Regions from separate parts of the Homo sapiens genome. Here all the other regions are linked to region 3. Evidence: chromatin contacts called from ENCODE Hi-C or POLR2A ChIA-PET data. All regions are on one chromosome and are shown on one strand. Each heading gives the region's core, a stretch centred on a gene start or an enhancer-like site at or near the end of the contact. The rest is flanking DNA. Distances are from core to core; before and after follow the strand shown. Region 1 holds the start of GABRR1 (gamma-aminobutyric acid type A receptor subunit rho1). Region 2 overlaps GABRR1 (gamma-aminobutyric acid type A receptor subunit rho1). Region 3 has its middle 45 kb from the start of PNRC1-DT.

Evidence for each region. Hi-C counts contacts between places; a loop is a spot of excess contacts on that map. ChIA-PET counts read pairs that join two places held with the same protein, here RNA polymerase II (POLR2A). Pooled maps may share reads with other maps.
Region 1: a loop to region 3 is called in a pooled map, with 1.9 times the contacts of the local background. The contact joins the promoter of GABRR1 here to the enhancer-like site in region 3. A Hi-C loop is called at or near these places in 1 of 50 pooled maps. POLR2A ChIA-PET finds 5 or more read pairs at or near these places in 3 of 52 experiments (GM10248, WTC11 and activated T-cell).
Region 2: a loop to region 3 is called in a map of gastrocnemius medialis, with 4 times the contacts of the local background. The contact joins two enhancer-like sites. A Hi-C loop is called at or near these places in 1 of 168 maps with a recorded cell type or tissue (gastrocnemius medialis) and 1 of 50 pooled maps. POLR2A ChIA-PET finds 5 or more read pairs at or near these places in 1 of 52 experiments (activated CD8-positive, alpha-beta memory T cell).

The regions. Positions count from the first base shown.
Region 1 is chr6:89,215,599-89,218,727 of GRCh38, reverse strand. It overlaps GABRR1 (gamma-aminobutyric acid type A receptor subunit rho1), which reads left to right and starts at 1,370. Exons shown (of 10, transcript NM_002042.5): 1 at 1,370-1,527. The coding sequence starts at 1,406.
Region 2 is chr6:89,185,361-89,188,744 of GRCh38, reverse strand. GABRR1 (gamma-aminobutyric acid type A receptor subunit rho1) reads left to right here. Exons shown (of 10, transcript NM_002042.5): 7 at 3,295-3,384. Among named protein-coding and RNA genes, the nearest start is that of GABRR1, 30 kb to the left of the region's middle. Within about 2 kb of position 1,749, at least 2 of the 41 ENCODE cell types and tissues checked have a DNase peak (open chromatin) inside an H3K27ac peak, as active enhancers do; they include gastrocnemius medialis, where a contact is called at or near this core.
Region 3 is chr6:89,033,904-89,037,248 of GRCh38, reverse strand. No RefSeq gene overlaps it. Among named protein-coding and RNA genes, the nearest start is that of PNRC1-DT, 45 kb to the left of the region's middle. RefSeq lists a cis regulatory region at 1,048-1,882. Within about 2 kb of position 1,653, at least 29 of the 41 ENCODE cell types and tissues checked have a DNase peak (open chromatin) inside an H3K27ac peak, as active enhancers do; they include gastrocnemius medialis, where a contact is called at or near this core.

The DNA of each region.
Region 1 (3,129 bases), core at 121-2,620, 180 kb before region 3:
AAAATGGCTTGTCACACCTCGTTAAATGAACATTATTCTCAAATAGGGCATTCAAGGCAAGGCTTTCATTGCATAATTGATGCTTCCAGTTGTATTTTGGCAAAAGGGAGGACAGATTCTTACTAAACCTATGCAAACAACTATATTGCCAAGAAATGTAGAGAGACTGGGTAAGAGTTTCTGAATTCAAATAAGAAGAATCGTGTTAGTGAGAATCATATATAATTTAAGAATACTTCATTCTGGTTTATAAAAGCAGAATTTAAAAGCTTATTGTGAATTACAGATAGCACAAGAAGAGAAAGAAAAGGCTTCTTACGATCTGGGAACAGAACCTTAAAACAACTGCATTTCAAATAACCCGAAAAAAATTTCTCTCATCAATTTTTTTTCAGTCTTGTGTAATTAATTCTCATTCTATTGGATCTTGGGTTAGCAGTTGTGTGAAACCGCTTTTCAGCTATAGAGTTATGGGAATCCTGACTCAGTTTACCGGTACAGTCTGAAAGTTACCAAAACCATGTCAGCTCAGCTTTGAAGAGTCAATAGTTTGGAGTACCTAATGCGGTCTCTTCCACGAGGCTCTGAGACTGTCTTTTGATGAAGACACAAGATCCGGCCTGTAGATTATAGCAGAGTCTTAAAGTAAGCATCAAAGCAAAAGAAAAACTGTCTACAAATAACACAGACTTGAGGCTACAGTTAATTTATTACTGGTATTTTTCAAATGTGGACAGTGCAGCAAGGTTCATGATAAGAACAATGCAACTGACAAGGAAATTTACTTGTTTCTGCGCCAAACAAAGACAAAAAAACCTCTTCCCCAGTTGCCCTCCCAATCTCAGCCATATAGACAGCCCACGCAGGTACCGAGCCCTGGGGTTTCAGGGATTCAGCCACAGGAAGTGGGGGCAGGAAGCTGTCCAAATCCAGCCCTCAGCTAAAGCAAATAATAATGGCCGTAAGCTTAAAATAGATCCAGGGAGGAGCTCATTAACGTGAACATAGAAAGCAGTTCCGCACCTCTGGCCTTACTCCTCTTGGAAATTGCTTTGGTCCATTTTTACTTCCTTTTATTCGACGCACCAGAAAATAAGACTTTTACCAACATTTTTACTGCATTTGACGATGAACTAATTTAGACCGGCTAAAATAATTGTTCCACTGGGACACAGGAATTCAACCTCAGTTCAGAAAATCCCTGACATCTGACGTAGGAGGATTTATAGGTTTAGTGGAAATTGCTTTCTCCTGCTCTCCAGATTGCATCCTGTGGGTTGATTTTTTTTTTGCATGAGTAAACATCCTTCTAATAATGAACAGACCAATAATGTCTTAAGAGAGAAAAAGAACAATCTTTTCCTTTTTGCTGTTTCTGGAGAGAGCTGTTTGAATTTGGAAACCCATGTTGGCTGTCCCAAATATGAGATTTGGCATCTTTCTTTTGTGGTGGGGATGGGTTTTGGCCACTGAAAGCAGAATGCACTGGCCCGGAAGAGAAGTCCACGAGATGTCTAAGAAAGGCAGGTGAGTGGACATTTAGGGATAGAGGATTTAGGAAAAGAGGATGCACAAAGTGAGCTTACAGTGTTCTTCTAGAAACTGAGCATCATTTCCAGCGTATGGTGTTTTGTGTGGATGCCTTTTTCTTCCCCTTCCCTTTGTTCTCCTGCTGCTCCCCTTTTAGAAAGTTAGAATTACGTTTTCTTTTAAAATGATGCTAGATTAGATCATTTTATCAGTGCATTTTTAAAATTCCTTATGAATTGTCCTGGGTGAAAGGTAGATTCTGGAAAATAGAATATATGCACATTTAAAAAAAATATCAAGGGCAATTGTTTGCTGTCTGTGTCCTAGGGTTAGAACAACTCTGTGAATTCTCAAATTACCAATGGGACCTGTATTTCATGAGAATGATTCTGCTCTAATTATTTCTGTTAGATTTGTGAATCATTTTTTAATATTTTAAAAGAAAGCAGCTTTCTCCAAGCTGTGTGACTAGAAGGATCATTATTAGATGGTTCCCTACCTATAAATTGGGAGGGCCAGGGACGGAGCCTCCTGCAGGCAAGTGCTTGCCTGTGGTCAACACCAAAGGTGCATGGTGCCCTGTCTGCCAGCACTTGCAGAGGGAGCTTACACAGGAAACCAGGTTCCCCACCAGCCCCTTAGCACTCGGCCTCACCTGGGCCATTCTGACGGCAGCACTGGCAATGTCTATCTGGGATGCACACCTGCTTGCCCGGCATCAGTCAATAATACAGGAGACTTGGAGACAACCTAATCCAGTGCTCTCTGTACTGATGAGGAAATGGAGACAGTAGGGCGTTGTTGATTCTTGGTCCTTTCTTAGCCTTAGCTTCAAATTGAACTTCACCTTTCTTTTGAGTGTAAATATAAATAGAGTCTGAGAGATCAGTGAATATGAAAAGATATCTAGCTTTTGGGAGTTTGGGGTTAGGAGGAGGGCTGTGTCTAGCACCTCAGTGTCCTCCTTCTGGGGCTGGAGGGAGCCCTCATCACATGGGCTCCCAAACAGCCAGCTGTAGCTCACAGCATTTGTTTCAAGCTGTTCTTAACAACATCACAAAACTAGGAGCTGAAATATCCAGTGGTCATGGTGAGCCCTGGGGTGCTAAGGGAGGCCACTGTGCCCTATTACCATCAGAGTCAGAAGTTGCTTGGGCAAACACTGGAACTTGTGGATTGGTGCAGCCGTAGAGATTATTTGATCCAAATGTGCTTATAGGGATTAAAAGCAACAACAACGACAACAAACTCTGTTGGTCTTCATCAAAAACTTTTCCCAAGCCAGAGTTAGAGTGGCAACCTATTTGCAAATATCGGTGATTAAGAAGTCTAAGAGAGTGAAATAGACTTTCTTTTAAATAATTTATTTAAAACATTTAAATTTTAAGTGACAAATTATGATTGTATATATTAATGGGGTACATACAAAATGATGTAAGGATCTATACATACAGTGTGGAATGATTAAGTCTAATTAGTGTATCCATTACCACAAATATTTACTGTTTTTTTGTGGTGAGAACATTTGAAATTTACTCAGCACTTTTGCAATATATAATACACTATTTTTAACTGTGGTCACCATGCTGTGCAATATGT
Region 2 (3,384 bases), core at 500-2,999, 150 kb before region 3:
CATCGACATTATCAGAGTAAAAAGGCAACCCACAAATGGGAGAATATATTGATAATATATTGATAAATCATCTATCTGATAAAGGATTGATATCCAGAATACAAAGAGAACAGCTAAAACTCAACAACAACAACAAAACAATCTGCTTAAAAAAATGGACAAAAGACTTGAATAGACATTTCTCCAAAGACGGTATACAAATGGCCAAGAAGCACATGAAAAGATGTTCAACATCATTAATCATTAGGAAAATGCAAACCAAAACTACAGTGAGTTACACTTACTGGGATGAATACTGTCAACAAAACAGAAAACAATTCTGGGGAGGATGTGAACAAATTAGAACCCTTATCCTTTGTGGGTAGTAATGTATAATGGTGCAGCCACTGGGGAAAACAGCTCCTCAAAAAATTAAAACAATGGCTGGGCACGGTTGCTCATACCTGTAATCCCAGCACTGTGGGTGGCCGGGGTAAGAGGATCACTTGAGCCCAGAAGTTGAAGACCAGTCTGGGCAACATAGCAAGACCCTGTCTCTACAAAAAATACAAAAATGTGCTGGGCATGGTGGCTGGCATCTGTGGTCCCAGCTGCTCGGGAGGCTGAGGCAGGAGAATCACTTGAGCCCAAGAGCCTGAGGCTGCAGGCTGCAGTGAGCTATGATTGCACCACTGCACTCCAGCCTGGGTGAGAAAGCAAGACCCCCATGTCTAAAAAAAAAAAAAAATTAAGAACATATGATCCAGCAAATCCATTTCTGGGTAAATAACCAAAAGAATTGAAAGCAGGGTCTTGAAAAGGTACTTGTATGCTCATATTTATAGCAGTTCTATTCACAATTGCTAAAACATGAAAACAACCCAAGTGTCCATCAATGGATGAATGGATACACAGAATGCAGTATCTGCATACAGTGGAAGAGTGTTCGGCCTTAAAAAACAAGGATTTCCGATACATGCTACAGCATGAATGAAACTTGAGGGCATTATGCTAAGTGAAATCAGCCAATCGCAAAAGACAAATACTGTATGATGTCACTTTTAAGAGGTACTTAGCGTAGTCAAAATTATAGAGACAGAAAGTAGAATGGTGGTTGCCAGAGGCTGGGGAGAGGGGAAACAGGGATGAGGCGTTATTGTTAAATGGGTATGGAGCTTCAGTTTGGGAAGATGAAAAGAGTTCTGGAGATGGATGGTGGTATGACCATCATACTGGTTGTGTTTATGTAGTAATGTAGTACAACACAGATACTACATGAAAATTTTAAAATGCTGTGCATCAAAACATTATCAACAGAGTAAATGCAACCCACGAATGGGAGAATATACAATGGCAAATGATGTATCCTACCATAAGAATGGCTGTATTTATGTAGTAATTTTCATGTAGTATAATTTTAATTATATTTATCATGCATCATAAATACAACACTTAAGAATGTAGTGCAATACCACTGAAGTTACACTAAAGAATGGTTAAGATGGTAAATTTTATGTGTATTTTAACACAACACAACACACACACACACACACACACCCCCCAGAAACCAGGCCACAGAAAGAGCCAGGCTGAGGCAGTATAAAATGATCCACATGCATCTCTGTCCCTCTACATGTCCGCTCCATTCTCCTCCCTGCCCAAACACTTTCTCCCACAGCACAGTGGACACCCCTGTGACTCCTACACTCCTCCTGAACACTGGCACTCCCTGGCAGTGTCAAAGCCCTAGTGAGGGTTCTCACTGTTCCAGGGCACTTTATCAGCCAGCCTGGGCTTGTAGCAGTGGATCAGGTGTCCCCTGGCTCCAATCATCTGGGACCAAGGAGTGCAGGGACATTGACATCACACACCGCTGGGGCCAAAGGGACAGCTGCATAGGGCACTGAATGTGGGGAAAGGGTGTAATAAAACCCAGGACCAAGGGAGTGGCTACTTATTGCACAGTGGCTTTACCTCTGCCTTGTCATTCAACCCTCACAAGACCCTGAAGAACAGGTTATTATCATTATACAAAGGAGGGACAGAGCTCGGTGGCAGAGCCAGACTGAAATACTGAGTTCATTGTCTCCAGAACTTAGTTTTCCCCACTATGCCTGGGCAGCTTCTGCCTCCATCTGGAATGTAGCCTTTTTTCAGGTTGTATCAGTCATGGCTCCGCCAGATAAACAGAACCAGTAGGACATACAGAGTAGAGATTTATTGCAAGGAAGTGGCTAGCAGGATTGTGGGGGCTGGCTAAGAGTCCCACATCTGCAGGGCGGGCCATCAGGAGTGCAGGAGGGGCACTCTGGGGCAGGAGCGGATGCCGCAGGCCACAGGTGGGATTTCTTCTTCCAGGAAGCCTCATTTCTGCTTCTAAGGCCTTTCAACTGATGGAATCAGGCCCACCCAGATTATCCAGGAAAATCCCCTTTAAAGTCCAGTGGTTGTAGATATTAGTCACATCTACAAAACACTTTTACAGATTAGTGTTTGATTGTATAATTGGGTACCATAGCCAAGCCAGGTTGACACATGAAACTGACCATCACACAGGTCAAGTGTTAGAAAACAAGAATAAAATAGTCCCAGGGACCCCTGGAAGGAACTGTTTACACATCAACAGGCTGGACTGGCAGTGCCATGAGGCTTCTCCTCAGTTATGCTCAGGCTGGAGGTAGGTTTGTTCACTTGGAGTTCACCAGAAGCAGGTGAGGGAAGGGGAAATGGTAGCACCAGAAAGGGTGATGATCATGGATTCACTTCGACTTTACCCTGAGTAGGAGTAACTGGAGTCCTACAGAGAGGGACTTGTTCCACTCCCGTCTCTTTATGGATCTTTTCTTGCTAAAATTCAGCCTTTATTACCTGATAGTGTTTACAGGTGCTTGCCATCAATTGATGAGTCGCCACACTTTGAAAGAAGAAAGGAAAAGGCTAAATTACTCTCCATTTATAAGGCTGAGCCATGTGAAATTTTGCCAATATTTAACCATTTCTAACCTACAAAAATAGAATTCCATTTGATTTAACCTAATAAATGGCAGGCTGAATTGTAGGGTGAACCCTTTTGCAGGAATTATGTGCATTTGGGCTTGAGAACTTTGCTCTGATGACTTTTGGAAGAGTGGAGATAATTAGATTTGTCTTTTTGGATATTGTTTTGCTTTGTTTAGACTGTGGTTTGTTTTTCAAACTATCATATCACAATCCCAGTAGTCAGTGTGGGAGGTCAGGACACAGCTTCTACATAGCCCCACAGACCATCCTGTCTTGCCACCACCTTGTGTCTGATGCTGGCCCCTGTCTTTTCAGATGCCTATACAGAAGATGACCTCATGCTGTACTGGAAAAAGGGCAATGACTCCTTAAAGACAGATGAACGGATCTCACTCTCCCAGTTCC
Region 3 (3,345 bases), core at 404-2,903:
ATGGGTGATTTCCCCTCTGGCCAGGGCTGGTCTGAATGCTGCCTCTGTGGGTGAGTGTCAGCTGAATTCAGTCTGGTTTTTCTTTCTGTTGTGACAGGGCATCACTGAGTTCAATGCAAAATCTCACAATGCTGGGCTTTCTGTCTCCCAAGCACACATTTCTCTGTGCCACGCAACAGCTGCTGTGGGGGTGCAGGAGGGGATGAGGGGTGGGTGGTGTTGGCAATTCAGGGCTGTCTTTTATACCCTCTTCAGTGCCTCTTTCAGTGAGATGAAGTTAAAGCCAGGTACTGTGAGTGCTCACCTGATTTTTGGTTATGACGGTGTTTTTGCCCAGGCTGGAGTGCAGTGGCATGATCTCGACTCACTGCAAGCTCCGCCTCTCAGGTTCATGCCATTCTCCTGCCTCAGCCTCCCAAGTAGCTGGGGCTACAGGTGCCTGCCACCACGCCCGGCTAATTTTTTGTATTTTTTAGTAGAAACGGGGTTTCACCATGTTAGCCAGGATGATCTCGATCTCCTGACCTTGTGATCCGCCCGCCTTGGCCTCCCAAAGTGCTGAGATTACAGGCACAAGCCACCGTGCCCGGCCAATGATGGTGCTTTTTTATGCAGATAGTTATTAAATTTGGTCTTCCTGCGGCAGGGGATAAGTGGTGGGGACTTTTATTCTGCCATCTTGCTTCATCCCCCAGTTACAGACTTTTTGTGGCCTATCATTTCCTCTTGAAATTATCATCTATTGAAAAACTGAAATAAAAAGCTCAAAAATGAATTCTTATTGTGGTGATGATTGTGCAACTCTGTGAATGTACTTAAAATTTTTGATTGTGCACTTCAAATGGGTGAATTTCATGGAATGTAAAAAACCACAAAAACTGTTTAAAAAACTGAATTTATATTTATTAAATACTATAATGACATATTTGAAATTTAAAGTCAAGGTCTAGCTTAAAATAGTGCTCAGTGTTGATGTTTTTAAATAATTAAGTAACCTACCAGAGCATAGTTCTAATAAAAGGAAAATCCACTGGAAAAGAACTAGGTCACTCATTATGTGTTTCTAGTACTCGTTAATATGAAACAGAAGTGAAACTGCATCATTGCCTGGGATTACTGGAGTTTGCATAAGGCTCCAGGAAATTCCTTACTTGCAACACTCCTTGGCCAGCACTGTATCTGCCTTGTCCTTTCTGATAAAGTCCACCCCATGTTGTCTATGTACTTGTCCTTAATCTTTCTTTGCTTGTCAGTTGGCTGGATATGCTCTACTGCTAGGAGTGTAACCATTTTTAGTCCTGACGTAGGAAGACAGCTAGAAGATAGTAGTAAATTTTGCTGACAGGAAAAAGGCCAAGTTGGAACTCGCATGCATGTAAATCATCCTGCTAGTTAGTCATTGTTCTCACCAATAACACTACGGATCTGGAGTGTGACTTGAACAGAGCGGCTATGTGAATACTCAGCTGGCCTGGTTCCTGCGGACTTTGGAAAGCCCTTAGGTGGGACCGGAGTGTTCTGAGGTGGGGCGTGCTGAGTCATGTCTTCTCAGCTGCTCTTTTGTAATAATTATTCCTGACAGTGACCAGTCACTGAACATTCCAGGCTTACGCCTGTGTTACTAGACTTTTTATGTTTATTGCCAAACTGAAATGCTGAAAACACCCAGCAGTGGTAGGTACACTGCAAGTCTCCAGTCAGAAGGCCTCCATTCCGGGATGATTAATATCACGTGCCAGTCCTGTTGCTCTGCTTCTCCTCCCAGGATGCTCCAAGCTCCCAGCTGCACTCCCAGCCCATCCAGGCTGGACACCGGGCACCTTCCTGTCTCAGCTCACATTTCGCCTTCCTGAAGATCTGAGACAGTCTCTCCCAACTTCACGCACTGGCTCTGCCACTTACCAACTGTGTGACTTACGGATGGTGGTTTGGCAGTAGATGGTCAACACAGATGATTATCTTTCCTGGCTGTTCTAGAGTAACAATACCATCACTGTCCTCTGATTGGAATTTGCTTCATAATTTAGCATTTAACCTTAAACTCTCTTGTACCTTTGCCCACTATTTCGTGTGGTGTTTATTTTGTTTCCTTAGCCTAAAACCTCCCTGGGAAGACAGAAAAGGCTTTATTTTCTTTTGGGATCCTTTTAGAATGTGTTCTCCATTCACAGAGCAAGCTTATGCAGGCTTTGAATATGTCACAGTTGGTGGGCAGTTTAGTTTGTTGACACCACTGTTTTCAGTTCCATTAGGTTGGGGCAGTAGGATCAGATCAGGTAACGAGGGTGTCAGGGCATTGGGACTGAGTTGAACCCAACGGACCATGGCTGACTATGATGTGGAGGTTGTCTCATTGCATCAGAAGAGTTCAGTTTTTCAGAAAGTGGAAAGCCCTCATTTACGTCATCAGTCAAAACAGAGGGCTTCTCTTACAGCCTAATACATGAAATGTCTATTTCTCTTCTTCATTACAGACACCCAGTTGCCCTTGCCAGAAACTTGAGTCATTCTTAACGCTTCCCTCTTGACTTCCCTCATTGCCCAAGCTAAGAGTGTCAGCAAGATCCAGTAGACTCAACCTCTCTGTGTCTCTGCAGTCTGGCCCTCCTCTCTATGCCCTCCCCGAGGCTTTAGTTCCGGCTTCCATCATGTCTTATTGGCATCTTTATAATAACCTCACAGCAGGTCTCCCTGTCGTTCAATTTACTTCTCTGTCATTTACCTCCAAAATTCTGCTGCCATTATCTTTCTTAAACAACAGTCTGATCATGCCACTCATATATATATATATTTTTTTTTTTTTTTTTGAGGCAGTCTTTTTCTGTTGTCCACGCTGGAGTGCAGTGGCACATTCTGGGCTCACCACAAACTCTGCCTCCCAGGTTCAAGTGATTCAAGTACTGGGATTACAGGTGTGAGCCACCACACCTGGTCAGATTGGCATGTTGCCAAAAAATCATTCTGACTACAATACGGGGAATAAATTGAAGAGGGAAAATTAAATTCTAGGAATTTTTTTTTTGAGACAGGAGTCTTGCTCTGTCACCCAGGCTGGAGTGCAGTGGCGTGATCTCAACTCACTGCAACCTCCACCTCCCTGGTTCAAGGGATTCTCCTGCCTCAGCCTCCCGAGTAGCTGGGACTACAGGCACCCGCCACCACGCCCGGCTTTTTTGTATTTTTAGTAGAGGCGAGGTTTCACCATGTTGGCTAGGATGGTCTCGATTTCTTGACCTCATGATCCACCCGCTTCGGCCTCCCAAAGTGCTGGGATTACAGGTGTGAGCCACCACACCCGGCGAGTCTAGGATCTTATAATTACATTTGTAGCAGCCCTGCTTCCTT